Regions from separate parts of the Homo sapiens genome. Here region 2 is linked to region 1. The links are chromatin loops, found by intact Hi-C in ENCODE. Cell type or tissue: gastrocnemius medialis. All regions are shown on one strand. Each heading gives the region's core, and the rest is flanking DNA. Links, peaks and the distances in the headings are about the cores only.

What was found. A loop is a pair of places that touch in the nucleus more often than their neighbours do. Peaks named below come from ENCODE experiments on the same cell type or tissue, not always from the same donor. Only the 100,000 strongest peaks of a DNase experiment are listed, where the experiment ranks them.
Region 2: it touches region 1 in a loop (4-fold over the local background); 2 of 110 quality-filtered maps call a loop at or near these places.

What each region holds. Positions count from the first base shown.
Region 1 is chr10:97,021,858-97,030,199 of GRCh38, reverse strand. The region is part of intron 25 of SLIT1 (slit guidance ligand 1); the gene reads left to right. Among named protein-coding and RNA genes, the nearest start is that of SLIT1-AS1, 77 kb to the left of the region's middle. In gastrocnemius medialis, for the core only: CTCF peaks have their summits at 4,178 and 4,377; DNase peaks (open chromatin) are centred at 4,389, 5,219 and 5,889; H3K27ac peaks cover 3,750 bases.
Region 2 is chr10:96,944,452-96,952,780 of GRCh38, reverse strand. LCOR (ligand dependent nuclear receptor corepressor) reads right to left here. Exons shown (of 8, transcript NM_001346516.2): 6 at 3,486-3,773; 7 at 585-678. The coding sequence starts at 3,723. Among named protein-coding and RNA genes, the nearest start is that of LCOR, 120 kb to the right of the region's middle. In gastrocnemius medialis, for the core only: no CTCF peak of the experiment used is centred there; no DNase peak of the experiment used is centred there; H3K27ac peaks cover 3,910 bases.

The DNA.
Region 1 (8,342 bases), core at 120-8,119:
AGCAGTGGGCTTGATTCCTCAAAAATCTCAACATAGGATTACTGTATAACCCAGCAATCCACTCTAAGAGGTATATCCAGAAGAATGGAAAGCAGGGACTCAAACAGATGTGTGTACACCAATGTTCACTGCAGCATTTTACATAATAACCCCGAACTGGAAACAGCCTATGTCCACAGATGATAAACAAAACGTACTACATACATACAATGGGGTATTGGCCATAAAAATGATGAAGTTCCGATGCGTGCTATGACATGGATGAATCTTGAAGGCATTATGTTAGGTGAAATAAGCCAGACACAAGAGGACGAATATTGTATGATTCAGTATATATGAGGTACCTAGAACAGTCAAATTCATAGAGACAAAAAGTAGAATGGTGGATGCCAGGAGCTGGAGGCAGGGGCCATGGGGAGTTGGTGTTTAATGAGCACAGAGTTCTTTTGGGGTGATGAAAATGTTTTGGAAATAGGTAGTGGTGATATTGTACAACACTGTGAATACAATCAATGTGACTGAATTGTACACTTAAAATGTTGAAAGTGGCAAATTTCATGTGATATATATATTTTGCCATATAAAAAACAGACGAAATCAAAAAGCACTGGACTGTGACAGGGCCATCCTAATTCTGGAGGTTGGGCTGGGCACTGAGCAGGCACATTCTCTCCTGGCATCTCTTGGCATTACTGGCTGAGGCAGGATAGGAGAACTGTGGCCACGTGGACTCTGCCTGGCACCTCAGGTGCAACTGTCTCCTTTTGCTGTCAGCCCCATCCTCAAGCCCTAAAAGGGGCCTGGTGGGCAGGCATACCCAGGTTGGAGAGCCTTTTGGGGCCCCAAGCCACTCTTCTTGAAGTTCATTCACTCATCAGTCTCGCTAGATTTTCTCTAAGACTCACCTTTTCTACATTTTAAACTCTAAAACCAGAGTGTATATTTAATATGGTAATGTTCCCCACCCTTCAGAAAGCATGTTAAATCAGCGGTGCATCAAACAATCTTAGACTTCAGGAGATAAAATAGTAACAGGTGTTGCCCTTTGAGGGTCTGCCTGAGTCAAATACTATACTCTGTGCCTCATCTACAAGGTCTTGATTACCCCATGATTGAACCGGGAAGTGCGTTTTATGTTATGAGCCAGCTCCACATGATTGGCAGGAACTGTCTTGAGGACCGCACTGAAGATTCCAGGGCTGGACCTGGACTCAGTGGGAGGGGTGCTGTGATTGATTTGTAATGTCTGCCATGGAAGTGGGAGGGGTAAGGGGCTCTGCCTCAGGTGGTAGGATTTGATTTATTATTTCCATTTTACAGTCCTAGGTTCTAAAAATTTAGGCAGCTTCCCTAGGATTTGAATTTAGGTGTGTCTGATTCCAAAGCTCGCTATTTATTCTTTACTCTATTGCCTTAATAAATACATCCTGGGTAACCAGAGTGACTCTAGTGCTGAAGAATTTACTAACACAAGGTTTCTGCCCACTGTGACCATTTGGGATCTTATAAAGAGAATTCAAAGGAAGCAGTGACTAACTCTGGGCAAGTCCAAGGGGCTTCACAGAGGAGGTACCATTTATGCTGTCATTGGAAAGGAACTAGGAGTTGGCCAGTTGGAGAAAGTGAGGAAGGGAATTCTAGGAAGAGGGAACAGCATGTGCAAAGGCATGAACATGAAAAAATGGGATGTTCAAGGATGCTGCGTTGTCCAGCATAGGATAAAGGGTGTTTGGTTGGGGCAGGAATGTGGGGTGGGAGGAGATTAATCTGGAAAGGGACATTGGAATTCTGTTGTGAAGGACCATTTGTGCCTGCTAGGGAGTTTGCACTTCATTGTGTAAAGAAAGGGAATTGTGGGGAACTGAGTTTCAGGAAACTCCTGGAAAGCCCATGGTGACATACAGAGGGTGAGTGGGGTGGGAGGAGGCAGGAGTGAGCCCTGCTGGAGGTGGTGCCTCTGGACATAGGCCAGGTTGGGACAGTGTTGTTTATTGTTCCTACTGACTTGAATTCACAGGGGCTTGTTTCCATCTGTGTTGGGTAATTTTTGGTTGCATGCTCATTTTTGCTGACATGTCTTTAGGAACTCTGAAGAGCTAAGTTGGAGATGCTCCTCTCCAGAGTGCATTTGTGCTTGTCTCTGCTGGGCACCAAGGGCTGCTGCTACCCTGGGACCACATAGCTTTTGTTGCATACACCTGGGCATAGCCGAGTGTCCACTTTCACTGTCCACCTTAGCCTTTTCAGCATCTAGTCTACATTTTACACCTTTGCATTTCCGCCCCCCCTTAATGTATCTCTTGTACTCGGGGTTCAACTGTGCAGATGTGCAGTTGGCTACCTTTTCTCCTTCCTCATGAGAACCAAATAACACCTGAGTACATCTTGTCTCCAGCTCAAAATCTAGAGGTTTTGTTTTTCAAATGAGAGGTGAACAAACAACATATGTTTTAAGCAAACCAAAAAAACCAAAGCTGCAAAAACAAATGTTGAGCCTATACCCATCTATAAATTAAGACTTTCTTTAGGAGAACAGTGATATCAGGCCAGAAGCCAGATCTAGTTTATAAGAAATAAACCAATAAGTAAAGATCAGGTTAGCAGTACTTGTAGAAAGTGGCATCAGTTTTACTGATTAGATGTGTTTATTAATTGCACCTAAGCTTAATTTCTCTACGAAACAGCATCTGTGTGAAAGAAACCTTCAGTTGTTATCAAGAAAGCTTGTGGATAAACTCTGCCCTTTATACCCAGGGTTTAAGATGGAAACAGGCAGCAGCCTGGAAGATGTGTGTGTACTTATATTCATGTGTTTGCACATATGCACATGCAGTATTGATGGGATATATGTCATGTACACACATACAGTGGTTGTCGCCTCTGTGCTTAAGACCTGCAACTCTTCCAGAAAGAATATTGAGCACTTATAAGGAATTGAAGAACGGTAAAAGGATGACATAGACCCACTACATTCACTCCGGGCTTCGTGAAAGCTGTATGCAATTTGAAGGGAGGCCCTCGCACACGGCTCTATGACAAGTGACAATCGAGGGTTAGCCAGGAGTTACCATCCAGTGTTCCTGGTTCCTGAAGGTGCTGATGTTACTGAGAAGCCCTGCTCCTGATCTGACTCTGGCCAGGGCCTCTCCTGTCCACTCGCAGTGTGGAGGAGGGGTGTGTGGAAGAGGGGAAGTCTTCCTATTTAAAACCCTTGAACTCTAGACTAATCAGGACTTGGGGCTTTAGGTTCTTGTTCTGCCATCAACTTGCAATGGGCTTTCAGACAATTTATTCTTCTCTTGAGGCCTATTTTCTTACCTACACGAAGATGATTTCTAAGGTCTCACATGGTTCACACATGCTGTAATGATTGTGAGCACTCTTTACTGTGCTGGACTTCAATACCCTGCACAATCCTCTGCTGCTATTTACTTTGCAGTTAACTCATCTTCCATTCAGCCAGCCAGCCATCAGCAAATATCTACTATGCACCAGGTCCCAGGCTAGGGTTCCCCAATGTCTGTCTTCATTGCTATACTCTGGCATTTTGTTGCCTCTCATTTGCTGTAGGCTGGAAAGCTAGATGTCCAAATGCATTAAGAATTTGGCATGAAAGGAAATATGGAAGGATTAAGTAAATTATGGCATGCCCATATGACAGAATAGCAAGTACTTAATAATGATGATAAAGACAACACATTTATTTATTTATTTATTTATTTATTTATTTATTTAGAGACGGAGTTTCGCTCTTATCGCCCAGGCTGGAGTGCAGTGGTGAGATCTCGGCTCACTGCAACCTCCGCCTCCCGGGTTCAACCAATTCTCCTGCCTCAGCCTCCTGAGTAGCTGGGATTATAGGCACCTGCCACTATGCCTGGCTAAGTTTTGTATTTTTAGTAGAGATGGGGTTTCGCCATGTTGGCCAGGCTGGTCTCAAACTCCTGACCTCAGGTGATCCACCCGCCTCAGCCTCCCAAAGTGTTGAGATTACAGGCATAAGCCACCGTGCCCGGCCAACACTATACCTTATTATTTGATGAAAACCTAGAATAAAGTAGACTGTACACTCTGATGTACAAACATATACACAGGAAATGGAAGGGAATACACTAAAATCAAATCAGTTGCATTTATGGGATGATAGGTGGTTCTTTTCTTTTTGAATTTCCTTTGCACTAAGATGTTGTGCTTTTCTCATGCTTTTAGACAGGCATTCATTCATTCACCAGACATTGACTGGTGCCTGCTAGTGCCTGACACAGCTGGGGATTTAGTGGTTTCTGCCCTCAAATGCAGCAGGAGACAGTGATGCGCACAGATAGATCGCCTAGGAGTGGGATGGATGATTCTGTGACTTGTAAGACAGCCAGGGGGCGCTATTTCAGTCCAGGTTACGCAAATAGGAGCTGGGTAGGGCCTTGGCATGAACAGATCAAATAGCTACTGTTTCAACTATTTCCATATTATGCCAGAGATCAACAACACAGGGTTATTTTTACTTTGGCTGGGGTATAAACCTGAATCCACAGTCCTTTTGGATTGGCGTGGCCTGGCTGCGGTGTCTGCCTCCCCAACCCCTGACCACCAAATACATCTCAGTCGGGCCTTGGCTCTGCACTCCCCACTGAGTTCACAGGAGTTTTCGTCAGGAGAAATAGTCCCCAGATGAATGCAAACTACAAGTACTACCGAAGAGAGGGCAAGGCAGTCCTCAGCCCCGAAAATCCAGCCTTTGGATAAATGAAAGCTTGTAATGTTGAATTCAGGTGTGGCTCAGAGTCTATTCAGTATAGAAACAAGGAAAAGCAAGTGTGGGCCAATCCAGAATTTATATTTTTGAATAGCTTTAGACGTGACTTTGTACCCATATTTTTTGTTGTTGTCGTTTTTTGTTTTTTTGTTTTTGTTTTTTGAGACGGCTGGTGTGGCATGAGCCACAAGTTGCCCAGGCTGGAGTTCAGTGGTCCGATCTCAGCTCACTGCAACCTCTGCCTCCTGGGTTCAAGCGATGCTCCTGCCTCAGCCTCCTGAGTGGAGTAGCTGGGATTACAGGCGCCTGTCACCATGCCCAACTAATTTTTGTATTTTTAATAGAGACAAGGTTTCACCATGTTGGCCAGGCTGGTCTTGAACTCCTGACCTCAGGTGATCTGCCTGCCTCAGCCTCCCAAAGTGCTGGGACTACAGGCGTGAGCCATCGCTCCTGGCCTGCACCCATATTTTTTTTATGATGGAGAGAGGGGAAGGAGCACTTACATCTCAGGTGTCACTTTGCTGACATTTATGGAGGGACCGTAAGCCACGCCGTGGGCCCTCTCTTTCACAGGGCCTCAGATTTCATCTTTTTGGCATTTTTCTCTAAATGAGCTACAGGACTGAAATAAAGCATTCCCAATCATCTTTCAACTTGTGGCTCATTGCCAGGCCACACTCCTTATCATGTGCTATAAAAAATACTTAGAAATACATTGTGTATTTATCTTTCGAATAACATACTTATGTGACATCACACTTTTTGTTAGTATAAAAATACTAATCTGGTGAGTGTAAACATTTTAAATATACCACCATTTAAAAATTCCTGTTATCTTAAAAAGTCTTTGTTTTTCTAAACACACTGGAACTTCAGAAAAAAATCACCCATCCCGTTAGCCAGGATGGATGCTGTCAGCAAATAAGGAAAGAAAAAAATGAAACACATGCCGAGGTCGAACCTGCTCTCTTTTCTGAGCTGTGTTGTTCCCTCAGCACCTCTTTTAGGTCATGCGTGCTTGTCTGTCTTCTCCCTCTAGGTTGCAGGCTCTTTATTGAAACATGAAGTGACCCCCAGATATATTAAGGGAGCCACTCAAGGTCGCCCAGGCACGGGGCAGCTGCATGGGGGCCGGAGTCCAGGTCTTGTTCAGCCTGCTTTATAAGATTGTGAATCATCAGCTGAGCTATTTTGGGGAATTCCTGTTCAGAGCCACTGCTGCTTTAATCAGGTTGTACAGGTCTCAAGGGTAACTGCTTCCTCTGTCCTGCCCAGAAACAGGTGGAAAATGGCAAGGCATCCATTGGTTATTTAGTAAATGTGCCCATTCTCATTCACGTTATTTAGCCTTATATTTTCAAAATAATGTTGATATCAATGAACTTTAGGCATAAGGCATTCATATTTGCTGAGTCAGAGAACTCTGGCCCACTTTTCCTTCCCTCGCTCCCTCCCTCCCTCCTTTCCTTCCTTCCTCTCTCTCTCTTTTCTTTTTTCTTTTTCCACTGAGTTTCAGTCTTGTCGCCCAGGCTGGAGTGCCATAGCATGATCTCAGCTCACTGCAACCTCCCCCTCCCGGGTTAAGTGATTGTCCTGCCTCAGCCTTCCGAGTAGCTGGGGCTACAGGCATGTGCCACCACACCCGGCTAATTTTTGTACTTTTAGTAGAGATGGGGTTTCACCATTTTGGCCAGGCTGGTCTCGAACTCCTGACCTGAGGTGATCTGCCTGCCTCGGCCTCCCACAGTGCTGCGATTACAGGAATGAGCTACCTCACCCGGCCGGAATTCTGGCTCTTTCTTACCCTAAAATCCATGTCTTGTCCATCTCTAAGTCTCTCATGTGGTTTAGTGGAGAGATTCTGAGCTTGCCCATCAGATTGGTAAGAAACAAAGGGGTTGGCAGTATGTTGGTGCAGGCGTGAGAGCAGGCCCAGCCTTGTACTGATGGCCAGTGTAAGTGGATACAACCTTTGCAGTTGGGGGCGGGCTATTAGCATATTACACGTGCTTCCTCTGACCCCCAAATCCTACTTCTAGGCATCTGTTCTAGAGAAATTCTCACACCACACAAAAAGGAGCCAGGTGCAGTGGCTCAAACCTGTAACCTCAGCACTTTTGGAGGCTGAGGTGGACGGATCACTTGAGGCCAGGAGTTTGAGACCAGACTGGCCAACTTGGCGACACCTCCATCTCTACTAAAAATACAAAAAAAAAAAAAAAAAAATTAGGTGGGCGTGGTAGTGTACGCTGTAATCCCAGCTACTCAGGAGGCTAAGGTACAAGAATCACTGGAACCTGGGAAGCAGAGGTTGCGGTGAGCTGAGATCGTACCACTGCACTGCAGCCTGGGCCACAGAGTGAGACCCTGTCTCATAAAAAAAAAAAAAGAGGCACGTATGAGTATTCACTGCCATTGGAAAGAACCAGAATGTCCAGCAACAGGGACGCTGTCCACTGTGCCATGGGATATCCACTCTGGGATATTGCGGAACAGTTGGACACAATGAGATAGATGCTTATATGCTGACCAGGAAGATTCCCAAGACGTGCTGTTTAGTGACAAGGAGCAAGCTGCTCAGTAGTGATGTGATTTGTAAGGAGGAACCACGTGTGTACGTGTGGGAAAGGCCTGGAAGGCTACACGCCTGAGCATGGTGACCCTGTGACTGTGTGCCCCTTTGTGGAGGGCAGTGACAGTGGGGTGTAGACTTTTGTTTTTCGTAATGTGAATGTATCACAATTTATATAACCACTCCCCATTGATGAACATGGGGTTTCCAGTCTTTCCATTACAAATAGGCCCATTGCACAGATGTCTTTATGTGTGCCTACAGGTAAACGCCCAGAAACAATGGCTGGATCAGAAGGCAATTGCATAAGTCATATGATAAGTGTCACACAATTCCCCTCCACAGGCGCTCTACTATTTTGCACCCCCATCAGTAACACAGGAATGTGCCTTCAAAAAAATTGAGGTGAAATTCACATAATACCAAATTAAGCATTTTTTAAAAAGTGTGCAACTCGGTGGCATTTAATCATTCACAGTGTTGTGCAGGGCAGACACTTGCTTTGTCTGCAATGCTTGAAAGTGGCTGACAATGAGAATGCATTCATGTGTTCTGTTTAATTAAAAATGCAAAGAAAAATAAAAGAGCATGGGCTTCGGAGGCAGACAGCGGCACATCTGGATCCAGGGGCTGCCCTTAGCTAGTTGTGTGACCCCAGGGAAATTACTTATTCCATGGGAGGCTCGGTGCCCACATCTTTGAGATGGAGAGGAGAAAACTTGCACAGTGGGGCTGATGAGATGATTCGGTGCCCAAACACAGGAAAAGCAGCTGTCTCATTGCAGCAGTCGATGTGGGTTGCTTTCTCCCCATGCACACTGGAGGCAGTGCATTCGTAGGCTCTGGCCCCAACAGCATGGCCCCAACAGCTTCCCGTTTCTCTGTGTGATCTTAGGCAAATTCCTCAGCCTTTTTGAGCCTCGGTTTCTGCACATGTAAAATGAGAATAGTAGCGTGTGGTGATGACTAAGTGAGACAATGCATATGCAGTGCTTAAAACAGCACTGGCAGCCA
Region 2 (8,329 bases), core at 1-8,000, 77 kb after region 1:
TAAAATTAGGGTGTCAGAGAATTTACTTTAGACTCCTAAGAGTTATCAAAACTGAGCAAGTAATAATGTCTTGGTAGCCTAAGATGGTTATGCATCAACATCTACCATCAGTCTTTCAGAAAACTACATTTTCTGAACTGCCAAAGTACAGTTCTCCATCACCAAAACCAAACCCAAAAGAAACAAACAAAAATGAACACACACACACACACACAAACCCCACTAGAGATACCAAGTATTGGAGTTCAATTTTCATTAAACAGCTTCAGCACACATAATACTGTCTTTACATCTAAACTTTAGAATTATTTGAGTATCACACTCCAAAACATGCCACAACAAAAAGTCCAAAGAAATAATTGCCATATTCATGGTTATTTACTATTTGTACTAAACTGACAAAAACTCATCTGTACTAGCCAATTTTACATTGCACAGATTATATTTTTATTTGATCTATGGTCCATATTTATAAATGACTTACTTAGAAGGGTTATTTTTTAAAATGTAAAAGGGAGACTGGCATCAACCTTTGATGAATTATCTATATGAAACTGTGTAAGGCTACAAATATTCTCCCTTACCCGTTCCCTTGAGTACTGGAGCAGCCTGGAGAGTGGCTCAGGGAAGTGCTGCCAGCACATGGACTTTTCTTAGTGGACAGATCAAGTACACCGTCTGCAGAGACACAAAGAAACACCTGAGGATATTAAAAGCTAGGAGCAAATGTAAACTAAATAGGCTAAAAATGAAAAAGCAGTTAAGCAGGCTTATTCAACTAAGCAGATATGCTAGTCATATATTTGAGTTATAAAATCAATTAAATCCTGAAGCAACATAAATTTAGCAAGGCATGTTATACTTAATATCCTCAAGGGCTAAATATATTATTAATGGGGCAAAAGAAAAGGTAAAACATGTTACTGAAGATGTTAAGATATAGTGAAATACTAGAAATAGCAGTTCACATAGCATGAGGTCCTCTGTTATCAGATTTTTTAAGACTCCATTTTCTAAATTTTCCTTGATCAAAGCATACAAGTTTTTAATGTCCCACAATGGCATACAAACTATAGAACCAAATCCCTCAAGAGCTAAATCTACCTGAAACTCCAAAAGTACATACAAATTCGATATAGAAAACTTTAAATAAGATATAAAAATTATTTTTAAATGTAAATTTATGTCATTAAAGTACATGTATATACTAAACAATATGGTCTGTAAGATGAATCAGTTAATGATTTATGATTTGGGTGTGTCTAATAGTTTTCTAGACCATCTATAAAAAATGTATACTTATATTCAATCCTTTAAAAAAATTTTGCAGAGATTCAAAATTCAATTGCTGAATTTTATGAATGCAAGAATTTTTCAATTAAGAAGACAATAAAAATTGGTGAAGAAAGTTTAAAGAAAGAAGAATGAAACTGTCTTGATACTGATGAGAGCCTGGAAGTACAACCATTTTTTACTACAACTAGACCAAATCACAAATTCATGTTATTAATATATAAAATTAGAAGACTTTCTTTTCCCTCAAAGACGTTTTTCTCCTTGTTGAAATACCTGGAAAAGAAGTCTTTTAAAGCTACCACTCTGTCCAAAATTAACAGAACAAGATAATACACAATGTCTTTAATTTTCAGTTGGCCAGTAGAGGGGTCGTGCTATCTAGTTGTGTTAAAAATCACCCCAGAGTAGAAGCTACTTACAACTTGTATCTGAGGACATTTTATTTCCGGCTGTTAGAAATAAACAGGCAACAGAGTTTGTAAATAAAAAAACCCCACACTCATAAGAAAGAGTTTTGTCCTTTACAGTCACTAGTACTTCTAAAAATATAATTATAAGCTTATAGAACCAATTATCCTATTAGACATCTAACCCAATTATACATCTAAGAAGCAAATGTACTACTGCTTACAACTTTTCCAACCAAAGACACTATTATTTAAACGCAAGTCAAATAGACAATTTGTCTAATCAAACAGGCAACATATTTTAAATCTACCACTAAAAATATTGTGGTTTTTGGCTGAAAACACATTCATTAAGGAAATATAATTTAAAATTTTTTTACTTCATTTGAAGTCTACACACTATAATGCTATCATGTAGTTCAAATTCCTCTTTTTAAGAGCATGCTGTCAATACAATGTATTGATCTCTTAAGTGTAACATTAGTTATAACAAGTTAAATTAGATTAAGTGGTATCATTTTATGTTAACCTCCATTAATACTTTAAATATTATTCTATGTTGTCATTCTCCTAATATAAACCTGAAACTTCTGATGCAATATTTAGAGTGAGGAGATCTTTAATGAAAACTACCAATTTGTGGAAAAGAAAACAGTCATCAATAAAAGATACAACTTTGTAAATATGGTAACCAAAGGAACATGAGCAATGTGAACAAGTAGGAGGTCTCCTGTCAAGAAATCTCTCAGAACTCAGATGTTTTGTTTGCTGTTCACCACACAGGAAAAGGATAAAAGCAAAGGAAAACTACTCAAAAGAAAGTTCATTTCAAAGAGGTTAAGAATTAAATTTATTTTCCAAAATAAACATGTATTTCTCACCAATAAATCCAATAAATAAAGGTTACAATAAATCTCGTAACCTTTCTGTATACTCAAGATTTCTATGACAATAAAATCTCATTAGTACAGACATCACCAATTTACAATTCGTAGTGGTTCAAACAGTGGCTGAGTTGAAATGCTTGCTTCAATTTTTGTGAAATTAAAGGTAAAATGAGATCACAAAGCAACAGGAATATCTACTGAAGAAAATAAACTTCAGAGACTCAAGAAACATTTGCTAAACAAAACTAATAACCTCTTAACTTCATCACTTAATTAGTGTCCTCATCAACAAATTCCCTTTTGGAAATACTTTCAAGTTAGTCAGTGGATGTGTGTGTTTATATATGTGTTTCTGTATTTATAAAACATTGAATATATTTAACAACCTAAAGTATGTTCTGCTGCTTTCTCTATTTGTAACCCTAGCAGTTTCTTTCTCAAAATTCGAATACATGTTTTTCCTTATGATCTCATTTGCAGAGTATATAACTTATACCTGCAAGTAGAGGCATATTTCTCAGACAGGTGCTAGTCCTAGAAAATTTTTAGTTAATAAGAAAACTTACTTTTTCATAGGAGTTTTAAAAAACATAAAAATACTATGGAAAATATAAAATGCTTATATAAATATCAAGTAACTGAAAGATTAGTGACAACTGTTAACCACCTGACTTTCCTGAGTGGTACATCAATCATGACTATGAACTGCTGACAGATAAGGCTGTAACAACTTTAGCTGTACTTCTCCATCACTGCATAGTAAGAAATAATTTAAGAATCACATTAGTTTTTATGCTATTATTGCTGCTGATGCTCTACTTGCCAATGCTTTTTTTTTTCTCCCCAAAGTAAAGTATTCTGATAAGATAGAGGAGACCTTGACATCAAACCATACCTTGTTCGCTAGGTTCTGACTGAGACTTTCTGACAGTAAGGTCCAGAGGTGAGTCTTGGTCAGCCATGAGAAGTTTGCTGAGCACAGGGTTCTGAGTAGTTGCAGCCGTGGGAGAGGTGGTGACTGGAGATGCTTTCGGCAGGCTTTGGTTCTTTGTGCTATTGGGCTGGCTGGGGTCCTGAGTAGAGCTATTTTTTGAGGTATATTCAGCAGCAAATTGTTGGATCATTCGCTGCATGATCTCACGGGCCACTAGGGGAATATTGGGGTCGGAGACCCAGGGACTGTCTGTAAATAAAGATTTATTTACTTTTAAAGTGGGACAATGTACTAAAAAAGACAGCTTTCAAGTAAACATAAAATTTCATTTTATTTTTCTTAAAATGCAGTTATCTTAAAAATAGTATCTCCCCTTTGACTTATGTTTTCTAAGCTTTTGAGTTGTCTATTTTTAAAAATAAAATTTTTATTAAAATAATTCTAAACATCTTCCCCCATATAATAATTGAATATTATGAAATTAAATAAAGGGATAACAACTAGAATATCTTATGGGCAAGAATCACTTACCTGATACAGAAATCCCAAAACCCTTCACTTAGGAAATACTCTCATGTTAACACACCTATAGGTCACATCAAGTAACCCTAGACTTTTTCCTCAGCCACCTTCTCCTAAATATTTGAAGAATGCATTACTGAGTTCATGAGTGCTTAATTTACTTTATATTAAAGACAGAAGGCATACCAAGATTATAAAAGGAGATACTTAATTTTAAGATCCATTTTAGGCTAGGGCAATCATTCTCACACTTTAATGTTCATCAGAATCACCCTGACAGCTTTGCAAAAACAGCTTGTTGGGTTCTCTCCCCAGAGTTTCTGATTCAGTAGTTCTAGGGTGGGCTCAAGAACTGGCATTCTAACAAGTTCTTAGATGCTGCTGGTCTGGGGACCACAACTGTAGAACCTCTGGGCTAGGTGTTTAAATGTCAAATCTCAAAAGCCTAAGAAAAATCACATATTTTCCAGGAGTACTTTAAATAAACTCTGCCAACTAGTAAAAAAAAATAAAATAATGAAATAAACATCTAAATTATCAATTTCTAGTCAATGTTAAGTTTAAACCATAAGAACTCATTAACTCGAAGAACTTTTAGCACTGGAAGAGACTTTGAAAGGCAAAAGAGGTTAAGATGAAAGGGAAAATGACTTGTATAAATATATTATCATCATGCCTCTATAATTACCACACTATAATAGTCAATCAGGAAGACTAAGCTTCTCAAGAGCTGAGACTGTGTTTGTTTACCTCTGTGTACCTCTAAATACCTAATCTTGCCTGATTTAAAGTGTATTCGATTTAGCTGAATACTAAATAGGTCAATCAAATCAATCACCATGAAATAGTCCTTTTAAAAAAATAAAATGAGGGAAATGTGTTTGTTTACCTCTGTGTACCTCTATATACCTAATCTTGCCTGGTCTAAAGTGTGTATTCAATTTAGTTAAATACTAAATAGGTCAATCAACATGAAATAGTCCTTTAAAAAAAAAAAGGGAAATGTGATCAAAAGAGTAAGTGGCCACTACAAATTTATATAGGTGATTAGTGATAAGACTCTCAATTAAAACTCTTCCCCTGATCTTACTGTTTTACCTGTGACCTTTGCTTCCCACCACACTTTTGAGGTTTTACAAGACAGTTCTCAGAAAACCAAGGTTTCTTTAGTCTTTTAAAGATTAGCTATAGAAGGCAAATAACTTTACCCACAGTATTTTGGGGCTGTAAGGAACTTAAGAGTTTAATTTATAAAGTTAAAGAAAAACTGACTCTAATTACTAAAATCTAAAATCTCCATAATAAACAACAAACAAATACATCATCAAAACCTCACAGGACTCCTAAGAACAGGCAATTTTTTCCCCCGAAAGGACGATATTCAATACCAGAAGATGGTCACAAAGTTGTGCTATTTATTTCATCTTCTGGAGTTTAATGAGGCTTACTCTACTAGTAATAACGCTTCTGTCACACTAAGGAGTATTTATAACTCTAACTTTCCTCTCTATAAATAGAGACTATAAGTATTCCCGGTGGTTTAAAAATAAAGGTATGGAACTAGGTAAGGTTCAGAAGTTGCTACAGTTACTGAAAATGGTTCCTCAGTTGTTTTAATTAACATTTTATCCATACACTGCTTTTTAAATATCTCCATCCATTGAATTTTCCAAACAGTCATTTAACGTTCCAGTTAAGACCCACTTTTCTCCCTACATAAATCTCCATATGAACTATTGTATAAATTTCAAGTTTTAGTACATTAGTTTACCTTTCCACCCCTGAATATAGTTGGGAGAATATGTAATACATAAAGGAAATTTCCATATAAAAAGTAAAATAAAATTTATGAATTTATGCGATGCCTCTGTGTTTAAGTAGTATTAATAAACATAAAGAGCTCTGTGAAGAGTCAAAGATATTAGAACAAGGACCACAGACCACTATCTTTGAGCACTCAATGTCTGCAGTATCTTGTCTCTTTATTGAATGAAAACACAGTCATGAGACAAGACAGTGTTTATGAATTACATCTCTGCCATTTGAATTTCTCTATCTTGTGGAAGTTTATTGAACAGATTTCATTCTTTGACATACTTAAAATACACATCTACAAACATATCCACACCCAGGGGAACACAGCACAACTGAGTCAAATAAAAGCAACAAATCAGATGAAAAATAAAACTGCAGAAAAACATGTTACATCACAGCCACCTGTGTATCTTAAAATGCAAATCTAACTTTTTTAATACAAGTGACAACGCAAGCTAAAAAGAAATGTCATTATGACATTTGTAGAAGGTATATTGTTCTTGAAGTGAAATTATGGATTCCATATCCTAAAAGCTTACTTTTATTCCATCTCTGATTCTACTTAACTATACATAATCCTTACACAAATTATTTAAAACATATAATTTACAATACTTTGAAACAAGGGACCAAATCTAAGCATCTGAATTATTAAAACAAAAGATTCTCTTCAGACTAAAATGTCCATCATATCCCTGGATACTAAACATTTTTGGTATTAATTTAAAGAGTACTAATGGCTATCTTGGAGATGGTTACAAGAGGATTATATCTAAACATAGCAATATTAATACATAAAGGGGAAGAAAATGTCCAAATTCCAAAGGAACAGTTCTTTCTCTGAGCATCACATGCCTGTACATAAACAAATAAACTCAACTTACAATTTCAGAGCATTCCCATCTCTTGAAATCTATCCTAAGACCAATTCCAAGGTAAGAATTCCTCCCCTAAAGGTTATAACCCAAAAGTTTAATTTCTTAAAAAAAAAAAAAGAAAAACTTTATAAAAACTTGAAAGTTATTCCTCTATGACAAAGGGCTTAGGACTAGCAGAAAAGTACGACAGAATTTTTCTGTAGGAGTCTTATGATTGACTTTATTAATGTCCCCTAAGCAAAGAGTGGATGAAAAGTGGTTCCTCCATGTAAATTAGGGAGAGGAAGTCCTCTTTTCAGATAATGAAGCTTGCTATAACAACACAACAGATCAATGACTCTGTGTACATCCTTCAGGAGAGGAGCTGTAAAGATATTTTATTTGGTAAGCAAACTGATAGAACTGCTCTATAAGTTGTTTATACTTAAATTTGCTTTTAACAATCAGATGTTCATAAAACTAAGAAAATGATTATTTTGAACATAATTTTAGAATTCTGAGCAATGTGCAGGGATAATAAGACATAGGAGACTCAGCTGGGAGATTTAGGTCAGGAGGTGCTAGTGGGTGTTTACAGAGAATTAAGGATGTACTAAACAATTTAATTCTGCCTAGGGATCTAATGGAAGAAAATGGGAAAAAAAGTGCCACAGAAAATAATCTCTGCATTTCTTAATTTTATATGACACTACACTTCACACCGCCTTTTGGAAATACTGATCACATTAAGCAGAAGCCCAGCTAGTGTCCAACTGTAAAGAAACCCAACAGAACCAGCACTTATCAGACTTTTAACCAATGTCAAAGGGAAGGAGGGAATTTCCAGAGGAATGAGAGGTGTAAACTAGAACATATGAAGAATTATTAAAGAAAATGGAATCACTGAGTCTGCTGAAGATTAAGTAAGAATATTTAAGATTATCAAGAGTTTGTATGAAACTTTTTTAGAACCCATCACAGTAACCACCATCTTGGAAATGGAGGAAAAGTGTAACTAAGAAGTATAAATCCATTTAGAATTTCTTAAAAGTAAAGACTCCTCACTAGAAAGGAACATGAAGGGAACTTTCCTGAAGGTTCTGGCTGATGGTAATTATGCTTTGTGAATAAAGAATAAACCTGAATGCCTCTATGAAGGATTGATAAGCCTCAAGACTCCATGACTGAAGAACTTTTCTGTATTTTGAAAGAAATGTAAAACAAGCCTACAAAAGTTTCAAGGAAAAAGATAAATTTTAAAAATGCAAGAGGTTGAGCTATTAAATGCCACCTCAAATGCAGGGGGAAAAGTTTTACTACATAATAATTATTTCCCTAATTTTAATTAATATAAAAAATTTTAGTGAAACAAGACTATATCAGAAAAAAATGCTTACAAATCTAATTTTATAACTACATTTTCTCTCCAAATGAAATTTCACGTTGAAATTACTAAAAAAAAAAAAAAAATCACACAGTTGGATTTAGTTATCGGTGATTAAAACAGTAACTGTCTCCATAAGAAAAGTTGTCTAACAAAATGTAGTACTACTGAGAGCTTAAAATTTTCAGAATTTCCTAATAATTTTCTAAACTATTTAATTAAAACTC